Linked DNA regions of Homo sapiens: region 1 is linked to region 2. A link is a loop called in an ENCODE intact Hi-C map of the cell type or tissue named here. Cell type or tissue: OCI-LY7. All regions are shown on one strand. Each heading gives the region's core, and the rest is flanking DNA. Links, peaks and the distances in the headings are about the cores only.

The links. Peaks named below come from ENCODE experiments on the same cell type or tissue, not always from the same donor. Only the 100,000 strongest peaks of a DNase experiment are listed, where the experiment ranks them.
Region 1: a loop joins it to region 2, with 2.6 times the contacts of the local background. A loop is called at or near these places in 5 of 110 quality-filtered maps.

Annotation. Positions count from the first base shown.
Region 1 is chr10:48,665,475-48,682,470 of GRCh38, reverse strand. No RefSeq gene overlaps it. Among named protein-coding and RNA genes, the nearest start is that of WDFY4, 11 kb to the left of the region's middle. RefSeq lists silencers at 2,527-2,791, 14,222-14,271 and enhancers at 9,679-9,748, 13,902-14,021. In OCI-LY7, for the core only: no CTCF peak of the experiment used is centred there; DNase peaks (open chromatin) are centred at 9,460, 10,000, 10,740 and 11,110; H3K4me3 peaks cover 4,373 bases; H3K27ac peaks cover 6,249 bases.
Region 2 is chr10:48,792,223-48,809,218 of GRCh38, reverse strand. WDFY4 (WDFY family member 4) reads right to left here. Exons shown (of 62, transcript NM_001394531.1): 24 at 12,769-12,921; 25 at 5,860-5,933; 26 at 3,798-3,959; 27 at 3,124-3,215; 28 at 1,261-1,360. Among named protein-coding and RNA genes, the nearest start is that of WDFY4, 120 kb to the right of the region's middle. RefSeq lists enhancers at 6,275-6,334, 6,365-6,414. In OCI-LY7, for the core only: no CTCF peak of the experiment used is centred there; DNase peaks (open chromatin) are centred at 6,438 and 8,668; H3K27ac peaks cover 2,301 bases.

The sequences.
Region 1 (16,996 bases), core at 5,877-13,876, 130 kb after region 2:
GCAGAGGTCAACTGACCCAAGGCCGAGCACTGAAGGAGGTAACAGAGAATGTGCAGTGCTTGGAATGTTGCAGTCGCATCCCATGGAGTGTGGAGAGACCTTGCTGAGCATTGTGGGACTTCACTTTACACCTCAGAGCCCTCACCCCACCAAGCTCAGAGCTGCCCTCTTGTATTCCTTCCTCCCCAATCCGCAGACCAAACTTGAAACACCAATCAGAGGAGTCCTCCTGCAGGCTAAACATGAAGGTAATGATGAGAGGAAATTTAAAACCATAAAACTCTGAAGCTCAGACTCCACACTGAAGAAGTAAGAACCACAGCCTAGAATAAAAGCCATAAAGTTGGAACAAGTTCAAAATTGAAATAAAATAGCTCCATGTGATAAGTTACTTTTATGAGTTAACTTGACTGGGCCATGAGGTGCCCAAACATTTGGCGAGACATTATTCTGGGCATGTCTGTGAGGGTATTTTTGGATGAGATGAACATTCGAATCAGTAGGCTGAGTCAAGCAGACTGTTCTCCCTAATATGCATGGGTGGTTTCCAATCGGTTGAAGACCTGAATAGAACAGAAGGCTGAGTAAGAGGACACTTTGGCTGCTTGACTCCTTGAGATGGAACATCAGTCATCTCCTGCCCTTGGACTGGAACACTTACAACACTGGCTCTTCTGATTCTCAGGCCTTTGAACTCAGACTGGACCTTACACCATTGGCTCTTCTGGGTCTCCAGTTTGTTGACTGAAGATCTTAAGACTTCTCATCCTCTATAATCATATGAGCCAATTCCTTGTAATACATAAAGAAATAAACAAACAAGAGCAGGCATGTATATATATAGATATATACACACATATACATATATATATATATATATATATATGTATATCCAATTGGTTCTGTCTCTCTGGAGGACCCTAATACAACCAAACAAAGAATAAAAGAAGCAAGACTGACAGAATTAAAAGGATATTCCAGTAATTTTTTTTGAGACGGTCTGGCTCTGTCCTCCAGGCTGGAGGGCAGTGGGGTGATCTCGGCTCACTGCAACCTCCACCTCCTGGCTTCAAGCAATTCTCATGCCTCAGCCTCCCAAGTAGCTGGGATTATAAACACGTGCCACCATGCCCAGCTGATTTTTTGTGCTTTTAATAGAGACACTGTTTCACCGTGTTGGCCAGGCTGGTCTCAAACTAATGAGCTCAAGCGATCCCATCACCTCAGCCTCCCAAAGTGCTGAGATTACAGGTGTGAGCCACTGCAGCCAAGGAATTTAACTGCCAACCAGAACAAAACTCAAGATGCTTTAAAGGAAGAAAACTTAATGCAGCCTCCTTTCAATTTAACATCCATGCTATCTAGCATAGAGTTAAAATTAGTAGAAATCTGAAAAAGCAAAAGAATGTAACCCATAACAAGAAATAAAAAACTGTCAATAGAAATAGACCCCAAGATGAACCAGATGTTGGAATTATTTCACAGGAACTTTAAAGCAGCTATCAGAAATATATTCAGGAACTTAAAAAAAAAGCAGGCAAATTTCAGCAAAAAAAAAAAAAATCGAAAATACAAGAAGATTCAAATGTAAATTCTAGAACTGAAAAGTATATCTGAAGTAAAAATTTTACTGATAGACCAACAGCAAATTGGTGGCCACAGGAAAAAAAGGGTTAATGAACTTAAAGACTTATTAATAAAAATTATACAATTTGAAGGACAGAGGGGGAAAATATTGATGAAAAAAAACAAACTCAGCTGCTCTTGGGACAATATGAAATGGTATAATATATGTGTAAATGGGGTCTCAGAGAGAGAGGAGGGCAGAAAAGCACATTTGCAGAAATGATGTTTGAAATTTCCCAGGTTTATTGAAAAACGGCAAATTGCAGACATGATAAATTTAGTAAAACTCAAGCATCACCAAGTGCAAAGAAAAAACACACTTAGCACATCATAGTCAAACATCAGAAACAAATGTATTATCTTAAAACAGTCAGAGAGCAAGAAAGCAGTCAGAAAGAAAAAAATATTACCCAAAGAGAAACAAAAATACTATTTAAGGCTGATGTTTTATCAGAAGCAGTGAATGCCATAAGAGAATAGAAAGACATCTTTAATATGCTAAAGGAAAACAACAAAAATTGTTAACCAATAATTCAATAGCCAATGAATGTCTCTGTAAAAATGAGAATAAAATACATTCATTTCAGGTGAATAAAAGCTGAGATCATTCATCTCCAGCATCCTTGCAATATAAGAAATTCTAAAGGCAGTTTTTGAAGCTGAAGGGAAAAGATGCCAGATGGAAACTTGGATCTATAGGAAAAAAAGAAAAGCACTATTAATAGCAAATGTGTGAGTAAATAAAAACAAACCATGTACTTTTCATTATTTTAACTTCTTTAAAAGACTATGACTGCTTAAAGTGAAAATTGCAGTGCTGTACTTTGGAGTTGATAGCATACGTGGATAGAATGTATTTCACAACTACAGCACCAAAGACTGAGAAATCAATGGAAGCATATTGTTGCAATCTCACATTTTACACAAAAATAGTATTTTATTTACTCTAAGTAAATTGTCATAAGGATATGTAATTTCTTCATGGCTTTGTGACAAAGATGTCAGAAAAGTAAAAGTTTAGTTCCAATCAACAAACACACACAGAGCATCTCCTCTGTGCCAGGTCCCAGGTAGGCCCTGAAGAAACAATGATGAACAGAGCAGAGCTGCTATGGAGTTTACTTCCTTGCTGCAGAGCAGTCTACACCAGTTGTTCAAGTTGGCAGGTGGTTCTCCCCCATATAGCAATTTAGGAATATTGCTCCATTGTCCCATATAGCCTTGTCGTCTGCATCCAGCCTGTAAAAAAGGAAAGGGAGTGGACAAGACAAGACATACCTCTGCCCATAAAGGCCCAGCCTCTGAGTGGTCTACATCGCTTTGGCTCACATGCTATTGTAACCACATGGCCATATCGAGCTGCAAGGAAGACTGGGAAGTGTAGACCAGCCATGGGCCAGCCTCGATCCTGTTATTAGAGAGAATGCATTTTGGTAGGCTGTCGGTCTCCACTATGATCTCTTCAGAGCACTTACCATCACTTATCAGGGCCATATACTAAAAAGTTAATACTTTTAAAAATAAATATTTTTCTGACTTTTAAAATGAAGCATGTTAATTCTAAATAGTATGTAAAAATAAAAAGAAGAAGGAATAAAATAAAACTCACTAATACCCTATGCTGAGCAATAGCATTTCAGTCTTTTTTTCCATGTTTACCAAAGTATATTTCTTTGGTCTTATTTTTTGTTCTTAACAAATGGGAATCATGCCATATATTCCCCTTCATAATTGGTTGGGTTTTTCTTTCACTTAATTCATTGCAAGCACTTCCCTACTTCATTATTACAATGTATTTTCTATACCATCTTGGGAGAAAAAAAGAAAACTATTTACACAGCAACAGGACATGTTTAACAAACCTGGAGAGAAAGCAGCTTCCTGTGTGCTGGTTGCATTTCCATATTCCCCAAGGGGATAGTAATTAACTCCAGAAAAAGAGAGAGGATCCCACCATCAGATTGTACTTTCAGGGAGATGTGAGTACTGGTGCAAATGGAAGATAAACCCACAGGACACCTGGAGCCTGCAGAAGAAATGATCAATACCACTGTTGACATCCCATGAGACTTGGAGGAAGGAGGGAGGATTGGAAAACTACAAATGAGCGAATTCTGTCATAATTTTCAAAGCTGGCCTGAAGATCCAACTCCATATTGGTAGAGTTAACATAAAACTCAAAAGGAGCCCACTGAGAAGATGAAGAACCATGAGCCATCACCAGGTGAACACAGGCCATTCAACCCATTTCAGTTGGCACTAGGATTTTCCAGGACCAAGTCCTAAGGTGTGTTTTGGAGGCACAAATAATAAATAAGAATGCTTTCCCCAAGGAGCTTTCAAGCTAAGAACAAGTCCTTGAGGCTAAGCACATTTATCTTTGGTGTGTGAGATCAAGAGTGCTGGCATCACTTTGGGTATGAGCTCCAATAAGGTGCTGGATAAGGCCTCTCATGATTTATGTATCCATGTATTCCTCTACCATCTCCACACTACCATATGCCTGGTGCTATACAAGATGCCTAGTGTGGCGAGTTCCAGTCTGTCTTTGGGGAAGTTCATAGACACCACACACACCATACAGGTCTCAGCCACCATGCACAGACTCACACCTGTCATGCCAAAATGGTTTAATTTTGGGGAAGTAAGAATAAAGAGTTGAAACTTCAGTTTAACTCTGAGTGCTTTATTTCTTCACATCAGTGATGCAGCTTTGCCAGAAATGAGGTTCTATCTACAGAGTCTCCACTTTGAGGAAGGTCCTGTGGGACCAGAGGGAGGATGTCAGTGAGCAGCAGGCTTGGAAAGGGAAGGGGAATGGCAGTATGGAAGGTGAGGGAATGTTTTGAAAAGAGATTCATGGGAAACAAAAGCCTTTCCAACAAGTGTGGCTGAAACGACATGGTTATCCATAATGAAAACAAATCAAGTCACTTTTGTTCAGAATCAATTGACCATAAATGCATGGTTTTATTTCTGCATTATCTGTACTGTTCCATTGGTCGATGTGTTTTTTTGGCAGTACCATGCTGTTCTGATTACTATAGCTTTGTAATATATTTTGAAACCAGATGGTGATGCCTCCAGCCTTGTTCTGTTCTTTTAGCTCAAGATTTGGTGTATTTTCTGGCTCCATATGAATTTTAGAAATTTTTTCCATTTCTATCAAGAATGACTTTAGAATTTTGGTAGGGATTACATTATTTCTTAGACACAAATGTTAAAAACTAAAGTTACCATGCTCCTAGGAGAAAACATAGGACAATATCTGTGCAATTTGAGAGGAGACAAAGTTTTTCTTGGACAGGTTACAGAAAGCAATAACCATAAAAGAAAAGACTGATAAATTAGACTTCATCTAAATTTAAAACTTCTTCTAATAAAAGACACTGTTAGTAAATGAAAGGCAAGTCATGGACAGGGAGAAAATATTACTGACCAAGGAAGTATCCAGAGTACATAAACAACTCTAACAAATCAATAATCAAAAGATGAACAGCCCAATAAAAGCTGAAAAAAAGACCTGAAGAGACACTTTATCTCATATATATATATCCATATGCATATCATATATATGTCTATATATCATATATACATATATATCATATATAGATATGTCTATATATCATATATATACTCATATGTCATATATACGATATATATACTTATATGTCATATATACGATATATATACTTATATGTCATATATACGATATATATATTTATATGTCATATATACGATATATATACTTATATGTCATATCGAGCTGCAAGGAAGACTGGGAAGTGTAGACCAGCCATGGGCCAGCCTCGATCCTGTTATTGATATATATGATACATATATCATATATACGTATCTCATATATATGATATATATGATATATATGTATATATGATATATATGTATATATGATATATATGTATATATATCATATGTATATGGATAAGCTTATGTATCATATATACTTATATATCATATATATCATATATACTTATATATCATATATATCATATATACTTATATATCATATATATCATATATACTTATATATCATCTATATCATATGTATCATATATATTATATATACTTATATAGATGATATATATACTTATATAGATGATATATACACTTATATATCGTATAAATGATATATACACTTATATATCGTATAGGTGATATATACACACTTATATATCGTCTAGATGATATATACACACTTATATATCGTCTAGATGATATATACACTTACATATCATCTAGATGATTATATATACACTTATATATCATCTATGATATATATACTTATATATCATCGATGATATATTTACTTATATATCATCGATGATATATATATACTTATATATCATCGATGATATATATATACTTATATATCATCGATGATATATATATACTTATATATCATCGATGATATATATATACTTATATATCATCGATGATATATATATACTTATATATCATCGATGATATATATATACTTATATATCATCGATGATATATATATACTTATATATCATCGATGATATATATATACTTATACTTATATATCATCGATGATATATATATACTTATATATCATCAATGATATATATATACTTATATATCATCGATGATATATATATACTTATATATCATCGATGATATATATATACTTATATATCATCTAGATGATATATATATACTTATATATATTCTTATATATATATCATCTAGATGATACATACACTTATATATCATATACATGATACATACACTTATATATCATATACATGATACATACACTTATATATCATATACATGATACATACACTTATATATCATATACATGATACATACACTTATATATCATATACATGATACATACACTTATATATCATATACATGATACATACACTTATATATCATATACATGATACATACACTTATATATCATATACATGATGCATACACTTATATATCATATATATGATGCATACACTTATATATCATATATATGATGCATACACTTATATATCATATATATGAGATATATACACCTATATATCATATATGAGATATATACACTTATATATCATATATATGAGATATATACACTTATATATCATATATATGAGATATGTACACCTATATATCATATATATGAGATATGTACACCTATATATCATATATATGAGATATATACGCCTATATATCATATATATGAGATATGTACACCTATATATCATATATATGAGATATGTACACCTATATATCGTATATGAGATATAGACACCTATATATCATATATATGAGATATAGACACTTATATATCATACATATGAGATATAGACACCTATATATCATATATGAGATATAGACACCTATATATCATATATATGAATATAGACACCTGTATATCATATATATGAGATATATACACCTATATATCATATATATGAGATATATACACTTATATATCATATGTATGGTATATATACACTTATATATCATATGTATGGTATATATACACTTATATATCATATGTATGGCATATATACACTTATATATCATATGTATGGCATATACACACTTATATATCATATGTATGGTATATACACACTTATATATCATATGTATGGTATATATACACTTATATATCATATGTATGGTATATTTCTCCAAATGGCTAAAAAGCACATGAAAATGTGCTCAACATTATTAATTAATAAGGAAGTGCAAACTAAAACCACACTGAGATACCTCAGCACATTCGTTTAGATGGCTAAAATTTTAAAGACTGTCAACATTAAATGTTGCAACTGGAGCAACTAGAATGCTCCTACATTGCTTACAGGAATGTATAATGATGCAACCATTTTCATAAACAATTTAACAGTTTCTTATAAAGTAAAATATATACTTATCATGTGACCCACAAATTTCACCACCAGACACAGCCAAGAAAAATGAAAACACATGTCCACACAAAGATTATGCATAAATATTCACAATGACTTTATTCATACTAACTAAAAACCAGAAACAACCCACAGATTCATTAATGGGTAATGAATAAATGAACCATGGTATATTCATACAGTGAAATTCTACTCTATAGTAAAAAAAAAAATCCAACTATTGATACACTGTTCAACATGGATTCCTCTCACAGGCATTAAGCTTGACTATAGGTGGTTGTACACAAAAAAGTCCATACTGTGATTCCATTCATATGAAATTCTCCAGCGGGCAAAATTAACCTATGGTGAAAAAAAAAATCAGAACAGCAGTTGCCCTGGGAAGGGACTATTGATTGGATAAAAGCATAAACTTTGTGAGGTGATGAAAATATTTAATATTTTCATAGGAATGTGTGTTACAATTGTGGAACAAATTTGTCAGAACCATACAGATAAGGTTTGTGCATGTCAACATGCATAAAATTGTACATTGAAAAACTATGAAAATAATTAAGTGGGGGAAGGAGTGGGCATAAATGAAACAAAAATGGCAAAATGTTAATCAAGGTTGAGGCTGGATGTTCATTATATTACTATACTCAGTTTATAGATGTTCAATTTTTTTCCATAATAAAAGTTACTTTGAAAAAAGAGAGAGAGGCTGGGCACGGTGGCTCATGCCTGTAATCCCAACACTTTGGGAGGCTGAGGCGAGTGGGTTACTTGAGATTAGGAGTTCGAAGCCAGCGTGGCCAAATTGGTGAAACCCCGTCTCTACTAAATATACAAAAAATTAGCTGGGCATGGTGGCATGCACCTGTAATTCCAGTTACTCAGGAGGCTGAGGCAGGAGAATCACTTGAATCCAGCAGTCGAAAGTTGCAGTGAGCCGAAATCGCCAGCCTGGGCAGCAGGGTGAGGCTCCATCTCAAAAATAAAAAAAAAAAAGAAAGAAAAGAGAGAGAGAATGCGAGCAAGGAGGGAAGGCTGGGTTTCTCAGAAATTAAAACATGCTCTACTTTTTTTTTTTTTTTTTTTTGAGACAGAGTTTCACTCTTGTTGCCCAGGCTGGAGTACAGTGGCACGATCTGGGCTCACTTGAAACCGCCTTCTGGTTTCAAGTGTTTCTCCTGCCTCAGCCTCCCAAGTAGCTGGGATTACAGGCACCCATCACCACGCTCGGCTAATTTTTGTGTTCTTAGTAGAGACAGGTTTTCACCATGTTGGCCAGGCTGGTCTCGAACTCCTGACCTCATGATCCGCCCGCCTCAGCCTCCCAAAGTGCTGGGATTACAGGTGTGAGCCACCATGCCTGGCCCTAAGTCTTTTATCATGGAAACAGTGTGTCACAGGAATAAACAGAGAACAACAAAACAGAATAGAAAATCCAGAAATAGCCTCAACTGTGAAAATGTATCATACAGAAAGGTGGCATCTCAAATCAGTGGGGAAAGATGGACTGTTAATAAATGATGTTGGGATAACCAGGTAGACATATACCAAAAAATAAAATTAGATCCATTTACATGACTTGATAAAAGTCAAATGAATCCACTGTTTACAAGTAACAAACAAAATCATACAAACCCCCAAAGATAAATAAATAAAGAGAATTTACAAGGCATCTAGCAGGTAATAGTGAGTAGGTGGCTCTGGGGGAGTGGCCACCCAGCAGGTCAGTCCCAAGGAGATGCTAGGCTCAAGGCTGATGAGCATGGGGAGCCTGGGTCTGGGTGGTTCCAGCAGGAAAGGACACAGCTGGCCAGCAGGGAAGGTGGCCCCAGAGGCTGCTTGGAGGCCTGGAAAACCAGGGGAGACCAAAGTAAAACACGAGTTCATTTCAGAGGTGTATCTGTGAAATGAAACTAATGACGTCGCTGCTGACAGCTTGTTGAGGGATTCAATGTGGTGGGGTGAGTAAGGAGCATAACCAAGCCTCCAGCTCTGAGATAGCTTCTGTTCATATCATTCTCTCCTTGGAGTTCGGTTTTATCATCTGTAAAGTGGGTACATCGATCCATACCTGGCAGAATCATGAAAAGCAAGTGCACAGAGCAGCTGGCCCAAAGCCTGGCACGCAAGTGGGCACACGGCAAATGTAGCTGCTGGATCACAGTCATGTCTATTCTTTGTCATTATTATCCTTTGTGCCTCTCCTCTCTGGGCTGTCTGTGGAATGGGGAGGAATCTGTTGAACTAGACGGCCCATCAGGTATCTTCCTGCTAGCACTCTGCGAGGAATCCATCTTCATTTCTGAAGGTGGCCTGGAGATTCTTCTATTTCCCTCTGGGCTGTGCAGTCAGTTAAGAGAGGATTAACCTGGGAAAAACCCGCCCACCGATATTTGAATATCTCACCTCAGCGGCCAGCGGGCGGAAGCCCCAGAGCAGCCTCCAGCACTCCCTGGCCTCTTGCTGATCGAGGTTTCTCACCAACAACCCCAGGGGCCAGTGTTGGCATCCACCCCAGCCCTGCGGAGAGAGATGCTTTCTGCTCATGCACCTCAGTTTGGCCCAGTGAACACCTGCACCACCCAAGTGCCGTGGGGTGGGATCTGGCCGGTGATGGTGATCAGGTGACTGGGTCAGTGGGGGTCAGCCCCCTAGTCAGAGCAATCGCCCAAGGCCAGGACTCCAGCTCCCAGTGAACAAACCTGGCTGTTCCCGCCACAACCAGGGAGGCACCTGGGAGAGGCCCTGCGCGGGGCAGCCTAGACGGGTCTCAGCCAGGGACAGGAGCCAGACGCTCCTGCCCCTAAGAGGGCCCCTTACAGCGGGTCATTGAGAGACTGCCCAGGGACACACAGGAGGGGGCACGCTGAGTGAGAAGACGCCAAGGGGACTATGGGCCACGCTCTCTGGGCCTGGGAGGCTGGGGCTGGTGGGGACAGAGTGCTGCGTGAGGTCGAGGTTGGCAGCCCCCTGGGAGCAGCGCGGGAAGAGGGGGTGGGGGCTTCGCTCGTGGACCTGCGAGCTTGGGCAAGGTTTGACACTTTTCCGTGGAGGAGCTTCCCTCCCGGCTCCTGCAGAGATAAATACAGGAAAGGCCTGCCTCCCTTCCTCTGGTGCAGATCCCTCGCCTGGTCTTCTCTGCTGCTTTACAGCCCCTCCCGACAGCAGCTTTTGTCAGAGGGGAAGCCCGGGCCCTGCAGGTGGGGCCGGCTCCGCGCTCCAGTGGCTGCCTCGCCCGAGCCCCTGCGGCCTCCGCTGACGCCCAACCTCGAACACGCCCCGCCAGAGCCTGTGCCCTGTGCCGTGGGCTTGGCCTCAGCCTCCACGGTGGAGAGGAGCCTTGGGGACCCTGCCCCAGGGCACCGTTCCCAGGCGGAAGGGACAGGTCCTGGTCCCGCCACCCGTTGCTGGAGCGGGGGCAAGAGGGAAAATCTTTGGAGTCATACCAGTGATCTCGGGGGCACGGAGGCTCTGTTCCCTCATCAGAAAATGAAGATCACAGCTGTTTCACAGATTTTGTTTTCATGAGAATTCAATAGAATAAGGGTGTGAAGCTGGTAGACCTGGAACAGCCCCCTTCCCGCCAGGGCCCTGCCTGAGGGCACGTCAGTGACTGCACAGTGCATTTACAGGGCCTCTAGGGCCAGAAGAGAGGGGAAGCCTTCCCTGCCCCTGCCCTGCCCTCAGTCACTGGGGAACAAAATACCCTCTCAGACAGCAATTCCTCCTTTTTGAAAGGGATTATGAGACAAGATGGGAACATTAGACATTGACTTCTTTTTGTCGGGGGAACACCACATTTTCTGGGGGAGGATACACTGGGGATATTGGATTCTCTGTCTTGATTCTCTGCTGCAGGAGAGAAGGAACCTGCCAGTGTAAGCCACTAAACTGCAGGACTCTGAGCAGGGCACTGAACTTCCTGAAGCCTTTTTTGTTTGTTTGTTTGTTTATACATGTGAGGTAATGAGAATTGAAAAATAAGAATGTACCATATGGCAAAGTGCAATGTTTAGCACTTTGTGAATTACTGTGATGTAGACAGGCACAAAATGTGGCAGCTCTCCAGTGTAACAGGAGAATTCTGCTCCCCCCCCAACCCCCCCACCCCACCCCCACCCCCCGCTGGTGGAGGGGAAGGTGAAGGGCCATGAGAACTGGACACAGGAATTAAGTGTGACTTCAGGCCTTCTGGGATGTTTCTACATATAGTGGAAATCAAAATATACTGTAAAAGGGATTACTGCAAAGTAAATAAGGTCCAGGCTGGAGGAAGCAGAAGTTGCATTTTTAATAGTAGATATTGGTTTCTTTTTACTTATAAAATAATACTTGCACCTGGAAAACAAAAGTCAGTTTATAAGAACATAAAAAGAAGTTTCCCTTTTGCCCCTGACCATTTTCCATTTGCCCAAATAATCACCAAGAGTAGTTGTTTTTAGATATTCTGATCTTCATTATAACTTCAACTAATAAACTTCTTTAGGATTTATGAATTTTTGACAATATCTTTGGGCCTTCAGACATAAAAAATAAGAAAATTAGAGTGCTTACACTATCTCCTTCTTACTCTCTTCTACTCCTGATTTGTAATTATATTTTTATTTTATCCTTCTAAATGTTGCCTTTTCAACTCTGTTCATTATATTTTACATACCTTTCAATAATTTCCTTCATGACCTTAAATAGTATATTCACTTTTTTATGTATCAAATTAAGATGGCATTCACAACTATGAAAGACAAGAATAGAGGTTGAGTATCCCTAATCCAAAATGAAAATCTGAAATGCTCCAAAATCTGAAACTTTTTGAGCCCTGAGATAATATTCACATGAAAAGCTCATTGGGCTGTGTCAGATTTCAGATTCTCAGATTAGGGATGCTCAACCAGTAAGCATGGTGCAAATATCCCCAAATCTAAAACAATCAAAAATCCAAAACATTTCTCGTTCCAAGCATTTTGTTTTGTTTAATTTTCTTTGTTTTTAATTTTTGGGTGTACATAGTAGGTATATATACTTATGGGGTACACGAGATGTTTTGATACAGGAATGCAATGTGAAATAATCACATCATGGAGAATGGGGTACCCATCCCCTCAAGCATTTATCCTTTGTGTTACAAACCCAAGCGTTTTGGATAAAGGACATTCAATCTGTACTGATGTAGTTATTCTTCCTCCCTTGCTCCTCCCCATCTTTTGTTTTCTATATTATTATTTTTATATCATCATGGTTTAAAATATTTGTATTAGCTAACTAAAAGTGTCTTACTTGCTTTGTTTATAGGTCAACTCTAAAAACTAGAAAGCAAATATATAGCATTGACAATATTGTGATTTCAAAGATAATATTCACAGTAGAATTGAAATTCTATGTGGTTGATCCAGAAAGAAGAAAGATACTTCTGTGCCATTAAAACTAAAATTAAATTATATAAACATATAATTTAATAACTTATGTTATTATACAAAGGTAATTAATACTCAAAATGCACCACTCTATTACATTTTGCTGTTACCTAAATAGGCGAGGCACGCCTGTAGTTCTGAGTGGTGGAAACCCTCTATCCTGGTGGCTACTGCATGTTCCTTCCCAACTCTGCATGTAGGGATGTCATGTTGGTAGCTTCCAATTGTCCACAGAGGGAGAATTTACACCATGGAAATTGGAAAACCCTACAAACAAGGGCTTGGTTTATTGTTTTGTTCGTTAGACTTCAGAAAAGGGAGGTTAATAATGTAGATTAAACTTAAATTGTGCTATGTCTATAGCCCTTGCATTGTGAATAGTGCAAAGATTGAGATAATATTTTTCCCATATTTGAAAACTATTATCCAAGTAAACAAAGTCACTCACACCCGTTGACAAATGAGTGAAGTTCCAATATAAGCTAGTGCTGAATCTGAAAGTGGCTGCAGGATAATCAATATAGTTTGTATGGGAAGGAGACATCACTTAGCAGCAGATTACACATCAGATTTCATGACTATAAATGTATTAGATAAAGTGCTGTGGATTGGAATGCAACTCCATTTGTCAAATAATGGTTAAATTGAGACCATAGATTGGCTAGGGATACCAATGTTTGGCAAAAATCAGTGAAAGCATTCTGTTAGAATCAATCAACTATAAGGAATTTACAACATAGAGTATTGCCTGTTTTATTATTATTATTTGTAAAGTGTTCATTACACATCCTTTATAGCAGTAAAATTTATAACAATCATAAATATGTATATATATATATATATTTATATTCTTTTTTTTAGGGGTGGGTTAAGCATTTACCAGCACACCACTATATCAGAGGTTTGTCTGATCTTACCACTACCTCACATAAGAGAGTAGGAGGAAATGAAGAGGAATGCTTCTTCCTCCCTGGCTCTGGGGCCAATAGGGTCCCAGGGGTTTTCAGACTCATTGGTAACATAAGAAGGACTCATCACCAGAGAAGCAGGGTGAGAAGCAGCTGGTAGGGCAGGTTATTTCCAGAGCCTCTGCATCTATAAATAGGGGTTGTAGGACCCTCCCTGCCTGCCCTCATGAGCAGTTGCGACATTTGGGATGACATCAGGCCCAGGGAAGGCAAAACAGTGGCAATATTTGCTTCTTAAGGAGGAGTCCCCATCCCCACCACCAAATACCAAGAAGACGTGTGGCTCAAATGACCCATGCCACCCACCCGCAGCAGGGCCTACCAAAAGCTAGCCCAATTCTGAGGTATGGGGAAGGGCAGGGAGGTGAAGCCACTTCTGCTTTTTGCCCTCGTCTGCTGAAGGACCAGCCCAGGGGGCACATTTGAATTCTCAAACCTTAGCCGCAGATTCACTTCAAGTTTTGAGAAGAAATTCACGGGCAGTTTCATTATAACTGGCTGGGTCCTCTGCAGAAGTGCCTCTCTGTGCTTCCGGAGAAACTGTGAAATGTGGGGATAATTGCTGTAAATATTGATGGGCGTAACTTTGTCACCCACCAAGATCAATTGCCTTTTGCTTCCAGAAATTTCTTGTGAAAAACCCCAAAATTAAAATATTTGTTATTTACCCTTCTGTGAATTTATCCTAAGAAAATGATCCAACATTGAGAAGGCTTCTTATACATTTGCTTCAAACCTTTTTTTTTTTTTTTTTTTGAGGCGGAGTCTTGCTCTGTCGCCCAGGCTGGAGTGCAGGGCGCGATCTCGGCTTACTGCAAGCTCTGCCTCCAGGGTTCATGCCATTCTCCTGCCTCAGCCTCCCAAGTAGCTGGGACTACAGGTACCCACCTCCCCGCCTGGTTAATTTTTTGTATTTTTAGTAGAGACGGGGTTTCACGGTGTTAGCCAGGACGGTCTTGATCTCCTGACCTGGCCATCTGCCCGCCTCGGTCTCCCAAAGTGCTGGGATTACATGAGTGAGCCACCACACCCGGCCTTCAAACCATTTTTTAAATGATAGAAGAATATGGGCCCATAAATAAACACAAAAGTAACTCCTCATGTGGAAAAGTGCTCTCTGCATATTGGAAATAATCTGAAGTGTTCAATCTTAGACTTTAAAGTAACATGGTATACAGTGAGTAATATGCTGTTTCAGACATCATTTTTAATACCGTAAGGATATGCTTAATTTATAATGTTAAGTTAGAAAGCAGGTGAGCAGTCTGGCTGCAGGCACCGGCTCTGGGGTTGAAGTGCCTGGGTGGGAGTCCTGCCTCTGTGCCTTACTGGCTGCCTGACCTTCAGTTCTGTAAGCCTCGGCTTCCTCATCTATCCAATGGGTACTACAGCAGTAGCCTTCTTTCTGAGTGGTTTCAAGGGAAGCAGTGGAATGGCTCCCAGCACCCAGCACATAGTGAGTCTTCAACATTATTTATAACCAGCTTTGTCACTGCATCCATGGCAAATCAATCCACTGACAAAACGCTGGAGAGAAATGCTACAAACTGCCCAGTCTTAGTATCTGAAGCAGTTAAAATAATACAGGGAAGAGATCTTACTGTGTGGAAATCTCATGAAATGAACAGCATACTCACTGCTAAAGGAGACTTGTGGCTGTCAGCTAACCATTTACTTAAATATCAGGCTCTATTACTTGAAGGGCCAGTGCTGCAACTGCGCACTTGTGCAACTCTTAATCCAGCCACATATGTCCCAGACAATGAAGAAAAGATAGAACATAACTGTCAACAAGTAATCGCTCAAACCTATGCCACTTGAGGGGACCTTTTAGAGGTTCCCTTGACTGATCCCAACCTCAACTTGTATACTGGTGGAAGTCCCTTTGTAGAAAAAGGACTTTGAAAAGCAGGGGTTGCAGTGGTCAGTAATAAAGGAATACTTGAAAGTAATCCCCTCACTCCAGGAACTAGTGCTCAGCTGGCAGAACTAATAACCCTCACTCGGGCACTAGAATTAGGAGAAGGGAAAAGGGTAAATATATATACAGACTCTAAGTCTGCTTACCTAGTCCTCCATGCCCATGCAGCAATATGGAGAGAAAGGGAATTCCTAATTTCCGAGGGAACACCTATAGAACATCAGGAAGCCATTAGGAGATTACTATTGGCTATACAGAAACCTAAAGAGGTGGCAGTCTTACACTGTTGGGGTCACCAGAAAGGAAAGGAAAGGGAAATAGAAAGGAACCGCCAAGCGGATCTTAAAGTCAAAAGAGCCGCAAGGCAGGACCCTCCATTAGAAATGCTTATGGAAGGGCCCCTAGTACAGGGTAATCCCCTCCGGGAAACCAAGCCCCAGTATTCAGCAGGAAAAATAGAATAAGGAACCTCACAAGGACATACTTTCCTCCCCTCCAGATGGCTAGCCACTGAAGAAGGAAAAATACTTTTGCCTGGAGCTAACCAATAAAATTACTTAAAAGCCTTCACCAAACCTTCCACTTAGGCATCGATAGCACCCATCAGATGGCCAAATTATTATTTACTGAACCAGGCCTTTTCAAAACTATCAAGCAGATAGTCAGGGCCTGTGAAGTGTGCCAAAGAAGTAATCCCCTGCACTGCAGGCCATACATTTCAATCCCTGTATCTTTAACCGCCTTGTTAAGTTTGTGTCTTCCAGAATTAAAACTGTAAAACTACAAATCGTTCTTCAAATGGAACCCCAGATGCAGTCCATGTCTAAGATCTCCCGCGGACCCCTAGACTGGCCTGCTAGCCCATGCTCTGGTGTTAATGACATCGAAGTCACTCCTCCTGAGGAAATCTCAACTGCACAACCCCTACTATGCCCCAGTTCAGCAGGAAGCAGTTAGAGTGGTCATCAGCCAACCTCACCAACAGCACTTGGGTTTTCCTGTTGAGAGAGGGGACTGAGAGACAGGACTAGCTGGATTTCCTAGGCCGATTAAGAATCCCTAAACCTAGCTGGGAAGGTGACCGCATCCACCTTTAAACACGGGGCTTGCAACTTAGCTCACACCCAACCAATCAGAGAGCTCACTAAAATGCTAATTAGG
Region 2 (16,996 bases), core at 3,998-11,997:
GATGATGGTGGTGGTGATGGTGATGGTGATGATGGTGATGGTGATGATGGTGGTGGTAATGGTGATGGTGGTGGTGATGGTGATGATGAAAGAGATGGCCATAATAGCAATTAGCTTACAGAGAATTTACAGTATTCCAGGCACCATTCTCAGGATTATCCATATATTAATTCATTTCATCTTTACTATACTCACCTATTGAAAGTATTAGGTTGGTGCAAAAATATTGGCAGTTTTTGGCATTAAAAGTAATGAAAAAAACACAATTACATTTTCACCAACATAATACAATTTTTATTCTCATGCAGATGAGTAGAGAGAGGCATACAGGGCTTAAGTAGCCTCCTCTGGGTCCCTGGGGACAGGGCTAGGATTCGAACCCGGAAGGTATAGATGCCAGAGCCCAGCTGTTAGGCACTGCACTACATTCCCTTTCAAAAAGATGGAAAAGAAAGTGGCTGGACTATCTCATTTCCAAGGCATCTTCCAGTTCTACCATGTTTTGATTCTAAGAAAGAAAGGATTTATAGGCTGGTAAATTATTAAACACTATTTATAAAGCTGCTTTACTGAGGGGTAACTCTTTACCCCCAAGCCCAGATGCATATACAGGTTGAGCAAGGATCCGGGCTGACTTGCTCAGCACTGCATCCTAGGAGCTGGGAACAGTGTCTGGCATGCAGTAGATGCTCAACAAATTAGGTGTCAAATGAACGACTCCAAGGTTGGAGGTAAAGCAGGCAGGCAGTGGGGAGAGTTAATGGAATCAGCTTTATGATTACACTTGATTTTAGAAGTTAATTGACGGTAGATACTTCTTTTTCCAACTTGGAAAAATAACAAACTCACTAACAGTAAATAGCAGAAGAATTTGGCAAGACTTTTCCTTGATAGATGTTATTTAGGCTCACGATTTCTTCATTCTATTGTCTGCCAAGTACAAGACATCAAAATCAGTAATTGTCACAACTGCCAAAACAATAACAATTACACTATAGCTATGGTGACAAAAGGAGTTTATTGTAATTATACCAAATCTGTTTCTAGTTACTCATGTCCACTTAACATTTGCATCAGAATATCTTAGGGCAAGGTCTGGTTCATTGGGTAGAGAGAATATAATTTTCTTTCTGACTAGTGCAGGAAATACATTGCAGAAAACAGACTCAGAGATGCTAAACTTTTCATTAAGAAAAGGTTTAATGCCACACCCTGTATGAGGTAACCTCCTGCCAAATTGCTCTTCCTGGAGCTACTTACTCAGAGGACAGATGAAGCTGGGGGGAAGATATTACACTGAGCAGCATCTCCAGCAACTGGTTTCTGAGCCAGATTGTCTTTCCAGATGTTTGGCTTCCAGCTACAAAAAAGAATTCAGATTTGAGAGAAAATGGATGTAAAGAGACATAATATTTGCTGCAGTAAGCAATCATATTCACCAAATGCTTATTTCACCCAGGAATTGTGGCATGGCTGGGACTCAAAATTTTGGCATTTTATTCCAGCCTCCACACAATGCTTAAAAAGAATTTCAGAAAATGTTACTGAAGTTTCCTTTAATTAGCAATGTCTGCAATGCTGCACATCTTCCAAAAAACAAAAATCCTAAAAATAATAAAGGAAAATATACCTTTCAGTAGAAGAATTTTTTAAATTATTATAGGCTGCAACATTTCATAATCACCTACTATGCACTGATATTATGCAAGTAATCAGGAACAGAGTGCTGAAGACCATGGTCTTTGTTCTCTTTGTTCCTGCTTTCAACTTGCTCCCAGGCTAGGCTTTTGGATGTCTATGCTACAATAAAAACAGAACTCAAATCATAGCAGAGGTATATGGAGCAAGGGGAAGAAGAAACTTTACTTCTGAAGAGTCATTAAAGCCCAAAAGGACATATTAACAATGCTTTAATATGTTGGTTAGGTAAAAGTTTCAGAATGCAGTTCATATGAGAAGGAAGGTTGACTAAATAAGTTCACTCTTGGCCCATTACCCATTTGTTCATTCCCTCAGTTGCCAGCAATTTCACACCAATACAGGGCATACACCACGCCATACTGTAGAAATAGGACTGATGAGGCAACCTGGGGAAATGGAGTCATATTTCCGTCTATTCAGATTTTGGTCCCATCTTCAATTAGCTCCTAATCTCATTGAACCTAAATTTCTTAGTCTGCAAAATGGGAATAGTAATTTCTTGCGGCTTGATCTAAGGATAAGAGATAATACTTTATCTAGATTAAAAAATGCTATCCAGGAGACTCTTTTGTGATGATAAAACTGTTTTATATCTACCTTGTCCAATAGAGTAGCCGCTAGCCTCAGGTAGCTAGTGAGCACTTAAAACGTGGCTACAGTGAGTGAGGAATTAAGTTTTTAATTGCATTTAATTTTAATTAGTTAAAATTTGAATTTAAATGGCTATATGTGGCTTAGGGGCTCTCGTCTTGGACAGTGCAGAGCCGCAGGGCCCAGGACAAAGCAGTTGTGATTGCTGCCATCACACTGCCCTAGCAGAGGGAACAAATTGAACAAGACACAGCTGCAGTTCTGCACCTGGCTAGGCGAAAAGGGAGACTCACATAAACAAACTACAAATCTATTCAGTAGGGTAACCCCAAGGGGCTTTGGAAACACAGAGAAAGTGACTTAATCTGGTTTGGTGGGACTGGGGACAGCTTGGCTAGTGGGGGAGGGGTGGCATTTCCCTTGAGTGAAGAGCACGTGCCAAGCACGGACAGAGGGCAGGCCATCACCTGCAGGGGCCTGCAAGTGCTTCACTGCTGGAGTTGGGGCTCATCAGGAAAGTAAGGGGTAGTGGGGGTTCAACCAGGAAGTGAGGCAGGATCCCGGATCCCACATGCTGGTCTACAGGGAACTGATTTTATTCTGGAGGCCTGGAACACCAGTCCCACATTTCAAAGCAGGAATCTATAATTTTATTTCATTTCTGACTCTCATCATAAAATGACAGCCTCACAGGCCACGGCTTGGAAACCACGGCTTGGCTGTGGGTGCCTTCCCCTTCCTTACTTAGCCCCTCCCTCTGCACAATGTGGGCCTCTCAGGGGTTCCGTGAGGGCCGTCCTACTGCCTTCGAACTGGCAAAGGTCTTCTCACCAGGCAGGGAAGGGTCCAGGGCTCCGTCCATGCAGATCTGCCTCTCATTCACCGACGAAGGCTTGAGGGTGTACACAACAAACAGCCCAATCCTTTATACACAGGGAGAGAAGGACAGGCTCGCAGGCGGGCTCAACTGAGTCCGCTGAGTACATGCCAGTGTTTTCACATAGACCCACCCACGTGCAGCTGCAAGTGAGAGTTTAAGGGAAATCATCATGGCATGCTGTGTATTTCCAGAGACTTCTAAAATCAGTCAGGATTCACCAGAGACGCTAACTCTGGCTCTACCTGATCAATTAGATAGTGACAGGAAAGAGAAGGGGAAACACACTGGTGGCTGGGACTGCTCTTCAGGAGTCTGCAGGAGCCAGGCATGTGGGTCATTGGCTGGCAAGGATGGCAGTGCTTATGGAAATTCCTGAATATTTGGCCACAGTGGGGGAGCCTGAGCAGTGGGAACAGTAAACACACAGCCCTGCTGGGGAAACCGGCCTGTCCCATCCTGACTTCAGCAAACCATCCTTTCCCCAACTCTCAGCCCTGGGCAAAAATTCCTAGAAGGTTCCAAGTGATTCAGGGTTGAGCACAATGGGGAGAGAGCTGGGGTCTGTCCTCCCTTTTTAAACAGCCCTGGGGCCCTGCTCTTCCCCCTGGGCAGCTTGGTGTGGTACCTGAGCAAGTCCTGGGTGCTGAAGTGGCCCCTCAGCTGACAGGCCAGGATGCCAATGATGGTGGAGATCTTGGAGGGGATGAGGCTCGGCTCATTGAATAGGAAGATGAGCTTGGGTATAAGCTGTGCCTGGTGGGCAGCTTCAGCATTCCTGGGTCCTTCCCTGGTGAGTACAGGAGAGAGACAGTAAAAGCTTTTACTGGAATGAACCAAATTTGCTGTGTTTCTGCTAAAAAGGTTTTTCAAGCCAGGCTTGTTCCATGGCCCCTTAACTCCAATGCTCTCTTGGCAATTTGTCAAGATGCCGTCAGACACCCATTGAATATGTGTCTGCTAAGTGCCAGAGTCGCTCGGGTGTGCACTGCCTGTCCCCTCCGCCCCCCGGAAACCACCTTCAAAGACAAACCCCAATTATTGACTTTTAAATTCTGAGCCCCAGGGAAAACTAGTGCTGGCCTCAGAAACTCAAACAAAGACAGCAGACACTCATGTGACTGGGGAGTACTTCCCACCAGCCAGGAGTGCAGGGCCCTTCACTAGCTTGTCTGGTTGTGTGATCTTCCTGCCCGCCCCAAACCACAAAGTGGAGAGACACGCCACTGAAAGTCAAAGGAGAAAAAGACAGAATCCACCTATCCATACCCCCTCCCTCAGATACTCACAAATCCAATTTCCAGTAAATTCTACTCCCCCAAAGAAAACAGCTCCCAGGATAAATATCTGTTTCTTAGAAAACAACTGGTACAGGTACAGGAACAAAGTGGAAAGTGGAAGAGAAAAAATGGTGGAGAAAAATGTGGAGGAGGGTGACTTTGGGCAGATTCCTCACTTTGAACTGTCTTTTTTTTTTTTTTTTTTTTGTATTAACACATTAAATTCTGCTGAGCTCCATCTCCCTGATACACAAAAGAGGCAGGACCAGAGCCCAATTCTGTGTATGATTTATAATTACAGGCTCAGCAGAGAAGACAGATGCTCCTCTACCCAGAAGTCCCGGCTGCCCTTGGTTCTGTTTCCTCTGACAGCACTGAACAACATGTTTTTCTGTATTCTCTTTTTATCAGACTGTGGCTTATTCTTCTCTGAATTTTACCTCTAAGTACAGGGTGCGAAATGTAGTAAGTTTATAATAGATGTTCATTAAGTGGATGAGTGGAAAGCCATTTACAAATACATTCAAAATGCTGAAGGCACCAATGAGCTCTAGACCAGCCTGAGCCAGGAGGAGGCAGGTGGGGTGATATGTGGGCTTCCTTGCCTTCCTTCTCTCTTATTCTGAACACAGCCCCTGGCTCCCTTTGGGAACTACCACTTTCTAACTCCAGAGGGGAAGCCACTTTCCAGCCCAGTCATGGGACACAGTTGGCTCAATGAGACTCAGTCCAATAGCTAAGACTGTTAAATTTTTAAAAAGCTGTCTCTCTGCCTATGGTGCTAAGCTGAGGATGTGCTCTGAGGAGCTGCCCAGGAGCCACCTTCTGCCACAGAAGAAAGCCCGGGCAACCTGAAGACTGAGTGGAAGAGGCAGAGGCAAGAGTGGTGACAGAGCTCAGAGAAAATGATGTGAGCCTCCCCCAGCTACAGGATGAGATCAGCTCTTTTCAATTGTAAGAGCCAACGAAGTCCCTCTTTACTGGTCTTTTCTTCCTGTATTCTTTTTTCCCTCCTCCCTTCCTTCTTTCCTTCTCTTTTACATCCCTTAAGCTGGTTTGAGTTGTATTTCTACCACTTGAAGGGTAAAAGAGCCCTGACTAATTCCAAAAGTGCCTTGGAGAAGTCAGTTAGAGGGAGAGTGGACCTTTGCTGGTCACAATTGCTGAGCCCCCAGTATGTGCTAGTCCCTGGGGCTAGAGAGGCCTCTAAGCCCCCAGCATCTGCCCTCCTGAGGCCCGAGACCATGAGAGGAGACTGCCCCACAAGCATGAGCCACTGGGAAGGATGTGCTCCCATTTGGGGACCCAGTGTTCTGGGAGCAGGGAAGAGCCACTGGCCACCCTGCCCTGTCTCTGTTCTGGACATTCAGCCTTCAGTTCTAACCCCCAGGCTGCCAAGACCCAGCCTACCTTGGTGATTGAAGGATTTCCAAAAGATGGGAAAAGAGGCTGAGCTCCAGATTGTCTGCAGTATTCATCCAGAGCTGGAAGACAAAACAAAACACATGCTAAAATGAAGGTGTGGGAGAAGAATGATTTGCAGGAAGCATGAGAAGGTCAGTGCTGGACAGGTGATCCTCTGACGTGGAATCATCAACATGATGTACCAGCTCTGGAATCAGATCAGCTGTCCTGACACTCCAAGCAGAGAGGTGCCTCCCCTGTAGGAAGGCCTTCTCTCGCCATCTCTGCTGCTACTTGGCACTTCATTGTGGGCCTGGTTCCAACCAAGGACGCCTGCACTAACCATCTCCCCCATCTGCTCAGCCTTGGGCCCACAGCCCAAGTGTCCATATTGCAAACTCATCTCAACCTCCCTGGATCCTGCAAGACAAATGATGATGTTCCCACTTTACAGATGAGAAAATAGAGGCTGAGACAGACCAGCTGAGTGACAGTCTCCACTCACCACCAGCAAGTGGCAGGACAGGAAATAGAAGCCAGGTACAGATTTTCAGGTTTTACACTGTACTGACTACATACCCAATTTGCGCAGGCAACACATTCTTCAGCCCAAACCACAGTGTCATCTCATGCATGACAAAATTGTAAGTGAAACAAAGATATGAAATTCACTGAGATTCTGAAAGTGAAGTTGATCACTCAGGTTGTTTTCATTCATAGTAAACAAATGTAGCTGCTAGTGATCCTTCTGGGGCAGAATTGATGGATGCCATCATGTCTTATTTCTACTTCCCTTTAGAGAACTCTAATATTTTTCTTCTCTAAATACTGACAGTTCCTAAGGCCCAGACTATACAAGGTTCAGGTGTGGGATTATAAGCGTGCACTCATATAGCAGCAAAAAGAGCTTGCACTTAATAACTGATACATTTCCTGGTGGCAAGAGGTGCCATAAAAAGACCCAAAATATTATTATCCGCATTTATGTATTTATTTTCTTATTTTTGAGAGACCCAAGCTGGAGCGCAGTGGCCCAAATATGACTCACTGCAGCCTTGACTTCCTGGGCTCAAGCAATTCTCCCACCACAGCTTTGCAAGTAGTTAGAACTACAGGTTTGCACCACCATGCCTAGCTAATTGTTAAAATTTTTTTGTAGAGTGGGGTATTGTTTTACTGCCCAGGCTAGTCTCTAATTCTTGGGCTCAAGTGTTCCTCCTGCCTCCACCTCCAAAATTGCTAGGATTACAGGTGTGAGCCACCGTACCCGGCCTATTATCTGCATCTAGTAGCTAGAAAGAATGGGACTCAGGGAGACTAAGTAACTTTTCTGGCACCAGACTTTTTTTTTAATTGGCAGAGACTGTTTTCAAAGTCAATCCACCTGACTACGAAGCCCATTCCCTTGCCCCACACTGGGTACCCATGGGTATCACCTACAGATAGTGACCCATAGGGTCAATACTCAACCTTGCTTGAAGCTAAGCAGTTACCCATGACTTTGCTTACTCTTGCTGAAGAGGAAATGCAAAAGAACCCCAGTGAACACAAGTTTATCGGGAGGCCTGTGAAGGTAGAGACTGTCCCTCTTTAATCCCTGGAACCTAGCATCATACATGCCACTATCTTTCGTAAAGATGCATTACATTTTTTAAAAGAATGAGTGGATACAAAATAAAATAAAATGAGTGGATTGTTCTTCCGCCAGGAAAAGAGTGACAGATTTCCTGCTTTTTTAAGCACAGCCACTGCCCAAAGGCACACACAGAGGTGGGCCAGCTGCCATTTGGGACAGCTGGTATTGATGAAGGCAGCTCTAGTGAAAACATGGGTATCCAGCATGGCACCCCAACATACATGTCTGTAGGGCTCCAAGAGCCCTGCACACTTAGGATATTGATTCATGAAGGCAGTCATTCAACAAATGATATGCCAGGCCTGGGGCTAAGGGCTGAGAGAACTAAGAAAGTCAGATGTGAACCCACCAGTACAATAAGGTGCACCTTTTACACTTCCCACAAAAGTTCCAGCCTCTCACATTTCCTTTCCAGAACACAGCAACAATAATAAGTTGCCACACCCATTTGAGGCTGCCTAGCTCATCAGGAAATTACATAATGCCAAATGTCAGAATTTTGGGAAACATGAATAACTGAATCTTTTGATTGTTATTCTGTGTCACATAAGCCTGTACTAAGGACTATATTAAGATGTCTGGATTAGATTTGTTTGAGTATGGACTGTATAATGTGTCAGGTGTTGCTCTCTCCCCACCCCTGAGATGACTGTACTCTTAGAAATGAACTAGTCAGTTCCTTCTTTAAGAAACCAGAGGCTGGGTATGGTGGCTCATGCCTATAATCCCAGAACTTTGGGAGGCCGAGGTGGGTGGACCATCTGAGGTCAGGAGTTCAAGACCAGCCTGACCAATATGGTGAAATCCCTTCTCTACTAAATATAAAAAAATGAGCCTTATGTGGTGGCACGTGCCTGTAATCCCAGCTACTTGGGAGGCTGAGGCAGGAGAATTACTTGAACCTGGGAGTCAGAGGTTGCAGTGAGCTGAGATCGCACCACTGCCCTCCAGCCTGGGCAACAGAGTGAGACCTCATCTCAAAACAAAAAAAAAAAAAAAGAAAGAATGAAAGAAAGAAAGAAAGAAAGAAAGAAAGAAAGAAAGAAAGAAAGAAAGAAACCAAAACCTAAGACTTAGAAGCCCACAACTTCCTGTTCCTCCCTGATTCTCAACTTTCTGTCCAACCCTGCCTTACAACTTCCTATCCAACTCTGTCTTACAACTTCCTGTCCAACCTTGCCTCAACAGCTTCCTGTCCCTCCTTCCCTCACAACCTCCTGTCCCTCCTTCCCTCACAAATTTTTGTCCCTCCCTGCTTCAACAATCTCCTGTACCCACCCTCCCTCACAGCTTCCTGTCCATTCCCTTCTCAATGACTTCCTGTCTCTCCCTTCCTCACAACTTCCTCTTCCTGTCTGCTTCACACCAGTCATCACGGATCCCACCGTTTCTCCTGTGATCCACTCTCTTGTCTCCAAACCCTCTGAGGATGTGTCTCATTAGCAGTTTCTTCTCCCACTACTATTTTAACTGTCTGGTTTTTACTGCGTCTTCTCCTTCAACCTACAAACAGACTTAAGTCTCTTCCATCTTAAAACACGAAACCGGCTGGGCGCGGTGGCTCACGCTTGTAATCCCAGGGCTTTGGAAGGCCAAGGTGGGCGGATCATGAGATCAAGAGATCAAGACCATCCTGACCAACATGGTGAAACCCCGTCTCTACTACAAATACAAAAATTAGCTGGGCGTGGTGGCACATGCCTATAGTCCCAGCTACTCGAGAGGCTGAGGCAGGAGAATCACTTGAACCCATGAGACAGAGGTTGCTGTGAGCCGAGATTGTGCCACTGCACTCCGGTCTGGCAACAGAGTGAGACTCTGTCTCAAAAAAAAACAAAAAACAAAAACCCAAAACCAAAAGTTCTGAAACTTCCTCTCTGCTATTTTCCAAAGTCCACTGACTGCCTCCACTTTCAGTCTCCCCACACTTCCCCTTAATTCTTTGTTTGTTTGTTTGAGACGAAGTCTCGCTCTTGTCGCCCAGGCTGGAATGCAATGGCATGATCTCGGCTCACTGCAACCTCCCCCTTATGGGTTCAAGTGATTCTCCTGCCTCAGCCTCCCGACTAGCTGGGATTACAGGCGCCCGCAACTATGCCCACCTAATTTTTGTATTTTTAGTAGAGACAGGGTTTCACCATGTTGGCCAGGCTGGTACCGAACCCCTGACCTCACGATCCACCCGCCTCGGCCTCTTCGTGCTGGGATTACAGCCATGAGCCACCAAGCCCGGCCGTTTCTCCTTACTTCTGAGTGGCTTCTGACCCCACAACTTACTTGTCACTAAGTCTGTCAGTGACCTCCAATGGGCACGTACAGTGCACACATCCCTTACCTCACTTTACTTGGTGTAGGCAGAACATGACATTTGGGAAACATTTTTCCCTTTTTGAAATTCTCTCCCCTCAATCTTTTAAATTTTATTTTGTTTCATTTCATTTTGTTTCACTTTGCTTTGCTTTTTAGCATCTGGTTCTTATTGGTGGTTTATTTTCTTAAATCCAGCTTTAAAAGCACCAGATCTCCTGAAGAGGGTAGTTTTATTCAGGGTGGGGTGGGGTAGGGTGGTGTCCATGGCCATTCTAGTAGCAGGCAATGGAGCATGATGGGTTCCTGCATTAGTAATTCCTGGGCCATGCTGGTGGCCAGGACACCTTGGAGCCAGACTGGCTGAGCATGGCCACAGCACTTCAGAAGGGGCAGCAGCGGTTGCAGTCAAGACACATTATCTTATTTAGTGGGGTTTTATGGCCATTTATGTACATCTTCTTTCCCCTTGTGCACAGGGAGCCCATTCTCCAGGCCATGCTGGCTTCCTCCACAATCCTCTTTTCCAGCTTCAGATCCAGGACCAGGACATTCATCTTGGCCTGGTTCAACTGGCTAATCTCATATTTAGGGCTCTTATGCCTATATTTACAAATAAGATTAGCCTGTACTTTTTCATTTTCTGTTCTGTCCTTTTGTGTTCTGCCATCAAGATTAGCTCGTTAAAGAAGCTAGAAAGAACCTATTTCCTGACTGGTGGAATTTCCCTATGAGTGCCCAGCCTGGCGTTCCCTTCTGGTTGTTGTTTATGTCAACAGATTTTAAACCAGTGACTCACTTTACTTGATGATTCTAGGATCATTGGGGTTTTTTATTCATTTTAGAGTGCGCTCTGAAAACTTACATTTTCGATGAGATTGTTCAAATGAACTAAGTTTTCTAATTTACTGGCACAAAATTACTAATCCAATTGTCTCTTTCCTTTCTAATTGCTCATTCTTCTGTGGTATTCTCCCCTTTTCCTTCCTAATATTATTTATTTGTGGCTTCTGTCTTCTTTTCTTGGCCAATCTTAACAGACGTTTGTCTGTTTTAGGAGAAACAGTAATTGGCCTTGTTGATCCTCTGTATGTTTTTTTTTCCTATTTTATTAATTTATGTTCTCATTTATATGTTTCCTTCCTTCTTTCTCTGCGTTTTGATTTTGTTTGGTCATTCTAACTTCTTGATCTTAAGTTAGAAGTTAGACGTTGAACCGAATCTTGATCTATATTATACAAAGAGTATTCTCTTTTTATAATATACATATTGATGACTGTCAGTCTCCCTCTGGTCCTGCCTTCAGTAGCAGCCCTGTGGTGTTTTGATATGTAGTATTTCCCTTGTCATGTGTCTCTAAGTCACTTCTGGTTCAAGTTCGACTTTTTCACCTGCTGTCCTCATTATCCCACTACCCTTGCCTCAGTTTAGGTTTCAAAATCCTCTACCCAGATTTCTTCAATCATCTCATGACCCATCTCCCTGCTTCAGAGCTCTTGTCACCGAAGTCACATACCTAAAATAAAATTCTCACATATCATTCTACAGTTAACATCCCTAGATATCAAAAGTTTGGTAAAACTTATCAACAATCTAAAAATTGTTCATAATGCCTTTATTCTCATTATTAATTTTGATAATTTATTCTAAGAAAATGTTTTTAAAAGTGAGAGAAATATCAGCACAAAAGTCCCATCTATAACACAATTTATAACAAAATATAGAAAGAATCTAAAAATTTGGCAATAGAGAAATGATGAAGAAACCAGGAACTCTCAGCATAACAGAATATTATTCTGATCTCAAAACAGTGCTTGTGTTTGTAATGAAAATGTTTAAATGTTTTTGGTATGTGAGCAAAGACTAGACTCAAAATAACCTACAGTATAATCATGACTATGATTTTAAAAATGTATTATACATTGAAAATACTGTAAGAGAATGCATCCAGGTTTGACAAGAATTAACTAGGTCTTGGTAATAGGAGAGTTTCCCCCTCACATTTTTCTCTAATTAAAAAATATTCTATAATAAACATATATCAATTTCTTAATAAACAAAGAAAGAGCTTTGAAACTTCTCCTGAGGACCTCCACATGCCCAGGCTAAAGTGTAGTCTGGGCAGTCTAACCCCTTGGGCCTGCCTTCTCTCTCTCCTGCTCTTGCAACCAACACAAACCTGTAGGCCCCCAACAAGCCACTTGCTCTCAAGTCCCCATGGCTGCTCTCACTCTGATGTACAGTATTTGCAAATAGCATATACACTCCACCTGGAAGGTTATTTTCCCCCTGAATTCTGACTGCCTGCTCACTCCCACTCCCCAGATGCCCTGTGCCTGTCTCACTGAAGCACCTAGCATTTGCAGTGTTACATTGGCTATGTCCCAGTCCCATCTGGCTGTGGGGAAGGGCTGGGTTCTAGTTTTCACTGTGTCTCCAGGACATGGCCAGTACCTGACCCAGAGGGTGCTCAGTAAATGATGCTTCATGAATGGGTTGATCCACCCACAGCAGTTGTGTGCGATGCTCCTCAGCCTCAGGCGTGTCCTTCTGCATCCCTTAACTCACCCCTTTCAAGAATCATTTGGAAACAGCAAAGCACCACCCAAAGGAACTGAGATCATTTTTCTTTACCCTCATATGTATATGCCAATTTATAGTTTAAAAATCCTTTCCCAGATACTATCTGGCTTAACCCTCATGACAGCCTGCAAGGAGATGAAGGTCTCCACTTCACCCAAGAAAAAGAGTGGGGCTCAGAGAGGTCAAGAGATTTGTCCGAAGCCACTCAGTCCATAGGTGGCACATGTCATTACAAACCAGGGCCTCTGGGCAGGCTCGTTTGGTTTTCCCTCTCCCTACCATCATGACTATGAGGGAAGCTGACATGCTAGGTTTAGGGGAAAGCCCAGACTTAGCATATTTACCATCACACACACTCCTGAAGGACTAAGGGCCAATCTCTGATTTACCTCGAAATTGCAGAGGATGTGCTGGAAGACACCAGTGTTGGTGATAGCAGATGACCTGAAGCCCAGCTCCACAGTGCCAGCCACTGAGAGGATCAGCTGAAAAATTCGATGGTTCAGGAGAGAGGCCTTCTTCCTCAGGAGAAACGCCATTATCTGAAAAGGTTAACACAAAGCAGTTTCCTCATGAATGCATCATTAGAGATTTCCCCTTCACCCACTTGTCCCAGTCCAGTCTGCAAACCTTCTGCTCTCTGCTGCTACCATCCTTCATTCCATGTTCTCAGAAGAAAAATACACATCAACTTCTGTGGCCACTTTTCTGTGCTATGACCTGACTTCTCACTGGGACTCTTACTTTTCCCTGCATCTTTTCCATGTTTCCAGAATGCCACTCTCTCCTGGTTTCCTCCCACACTCCTCAAGCCTCATTCTCATTTTCTGTTACTGGGTCCTTTACATGCGTAACCATCCCATAAATGCTGCATTTATGGGAAGCTACCACCTGCCCATGAGCCTGGCTGCACCCAGCCAGATGTGCCTGTCAGTTGCACCAGCCCCTGGGAAGCCAGCAACATGAAGCATCCATCCCAGCATGGAGGCACTTGGGTCCCAGCATACATTTGGTGACCCAGCTTGTCTCAGACTAAGAAGATGGGTCCCACCAAGCCTCACATCTCTGTTGACTGCAGCCCCACACGAGTCAGTCTGCCCAGCCATCCATTGGCATATGAGCCTTGAGCGACCTAATCTGGAGTCTCAGCTCCTTCCATCCATGGCTCCATTCCCCATCAATGGCTCCAACACAGCCCGCCCTTTCTCCCTGTCCTCCCAGACATGTTCTTGCAACGTGCCCTTCGGAAGCCTTGTTTGTGATCAGAAAAGACTCAATATCTTTCCAGACTATTCATGTGTGTGTATATATATATGTATATATATATATATATATATATATATATATACAGACACACACATATATGAAATCCCACAGCAAGACAAAATTAGGATGGCTAAAAGTTGCATGTGAAAACATTCAGGCTGACTGGCTTCACTTTACATCAAACAGTGTCAAATGTCAAACTGACACTCAGTCAGTTCTGGCAATCCAACTCTGTCCTTCTAATAAGCTATATTTTCTTATCCTAAAGATCATGGTTTCATTGCTTCTCCTCTCTCCTCTAACCTCTCTTCCTCTCCCCCACCTGACCTCATATTTTGCTGAAAAGATAGAACCCATCAGATATGAATATTCTTTTTTCCCACCACCAAATTAACAAACGTGTTGCATTCCTTCCTGTCACAAGCAGAGTCTCCGATCTACCTGGTCTCTGGATCCTACTGGTCACCATCTCAAGGACACTGCTCTTTGAGATAACTGTTCTCTCCAAGCTTCCACTGCCCCAACCCTGGATCTCTTCCTCCTATGTACAAATATATTCTAGTATTTCTCATTGTAAAAATAACCCTCCCTCCATCCCTAATCCCTGTAGCTTTATGCAGCTCCTCCTGCTCATAGGCAAACTTCTAGAAAGCATTATCAACACACCCTGGCTCCATGTCCTTACCTGACATTCTCTTTTCAACCTGCATCAGCCAGCCACTGCCTCCACCTGGCTACCTCCCTCAGAAAGGCCACCAGGGACTTCCAGGTGGCCAAATCCAAAGAGGACGCCTCCATCCTTTGTTTGTGCTATTCTTTATCAGCATTTAACATGGTTTGACCATACCCGCCTTCTCAAAACACGTTCTTTTTTCAGATTCCTTGACATAACTGTCTTTGATTTTTCTTCCCTCTTGCTTCTCAATCTCCTTTACTGGGTTTTAATTATATTCCCAGCTCCATGTGGTTAGCTCCTCTTTGTTTCCCCCTCAACCTTCTTCTCTCTGTACAGCTTCTTTTTGGTGATTTCATCAATTTCCTTAGATTAAATATCATCATGGTGGCGATGACCCTCATATTTACACCTCCAGCACAGCCTGTCCCTGAGCTCCAGAGCCTTCTCTCCCACATGATACTTCACCTTCAATGTCTCACAAACATTTCCCACTGAGCATGTCCCAGCATCTCCCTTCCTTCCTGTCGGCGGCCTGCTGGACCGCCCTGGCTCCTTTCCAGCGCCACCTGCCCAGGCTGCTCACAGATCCTGAGACTCCCCAGGTCAGGAACACAGGCTCCTATTAGGTCAGATTCTATCTCAGCCCCTGCTTGAACCTCATCCCCATGCCTCATCTTCTCCACTGACGTCAAGGGGTGTTCTAACACCTCTGTCAGTCCGTTTCCCTGTCCCGGCCTTCCTGCAATTGCCCATCACCTGTGAGGCAGAACCTACGTTCCCCACAGTGGTAAGGCTATGGCTCCCTACCCTCCATTCGGTATGCCATGCACAGCTCCACAACCATCCTCTCCTCCTAGCCGTGTGGAGGAACCCAGACCAGCTCCTGGAAGTGTTTTAATGTTAGTCTGGAACAGTATCCTCCTCTTTCCCCATATTAAGAACACCCATCCTATAAAACTCAGCTGGCTATTGCTTAGTCTGAGAAGAGGCTGATAAATCAGCTAGACAGAAATAACAGATAGGAAGGTTTATGCTCTCCCACCCAACCAGTAAACCAGCAGATGAGCCTAGAGTAAAACCTAAAAACTGATGAAATCCACTCCTGAGCAAGCCACTTAATTGAAGACCCCTGTTTTCATTCACGGATTCATTCCTCAATCCTAACTGAGCACCTACTATCTATGGCATGTTCTTAGGGTACAGCAATAAACAAGCCGGACACACGCTCTTATGAAGCATGTGCCTGGGGGTGAAACAGACACAAACGTGGCAATACGGAAGCAGACATCACGCAAATGCACATGCAGGTTACAAAGAAACACAAAGCGAGAAAACGTGCCTAGAAAAGGATGAGGGAGGATGGAGGTTGCATTTTATAAAGAGTGGACAAGAAAGTTTAAAAAAACAAAAGCAAAAACAAAATAATACTATTTCTTCACTCAAACCTGCCATTTACCACCTCTCTTGCCACGCAGCTTCTCCTTCTGATTTTCCCCAAAGACATAAATATTTGAAATGTTTCCTTTTTAAAGACAGAATAACAGTTTTAAATTTTCCTTATTCTGCCTTCATGTGTAAGTGTACAATAAACCTCTGAATCTGATGAGTTCTTTACTCAAAGGAGGTATCTGAGAGACTCTCCCTCATGCTAACAGTATTTTTCTGTCCACCTTCTTGGATGGTAAGTCCCATGAAAACAGGGACTAAACCCACCTTGTTCACCTCACATCCCTAGTGCCTAGCACAGTGCCTGGTCTTAGGAAGCATTTGATCAATTAAGTTGAGTAAAGAGATTACATCCTTGGGCCACTCCTTGTCTCTACCATCTCTTCCTGGAAAGCTCAGTCAGCTCAGTCTCCAGGAAACCTCTTGATGAGCTTCCTTTTTTAACAAAACCCTTTTTGACCCCTCTACCTACATGTGACAGCAGGCGCTATGTACCTCTGTGGTAGATAGTTCCTCCTCTCAAGGCAATGTTCTCATTTCTGAACCCTCACTGAGAGCTCACCGCGCCCACCCACCATCCCCAGGACTAGGCAATGAGACCACAGTGAGCCTGAGGTAGTCTGAGCTTTCTGAGAAGCTCAGAGTTTCTGGGAAGATAGCCAGGTAGCCAGTGAGTCACAAAGCATGTAGTAGTTCTTGATGTGAATCTTGGACACCGATTGCATTTTTATTTATATTAAAATTATTTTGGTTCTTATTTTATTTTCTCCTTCTAGATACACTCATGAGGGCAGGAAATGATTTGTGCCTTTTTAGAAATTGTCACAATAATTATTAAAATCCCTAACCACAGCAGATATCCTTGTGCTGTATTAGAATAGATCCTACTACTATTATCTTTAACAGCATATTCAGAGAAAACCTTTGTGTACCAATATCCCCAATTCTTGAGTTTTAGCATAAACTCAGACATACCCATTTACTCATTCCCAAAACATGTACTGAGTGTCTTCATGGTGTCAGTAATACACCAGCAAAGAGTAAAAAACCTTAGGATCTTTAGAAGATTCCAGTAGAGATGTGTAGACTGAGCATTCCAGTGTGGGTGCGAGAGCAATTAAAACGGGATGTGCCCACAGTGCCAAGAGGACCAGGAAACAGCCACATGCTCAGCTGGGGGAAGAGAATGCTGCCTTTGCTATTTGAGCTTGATCTTGGAAAACAGAAGG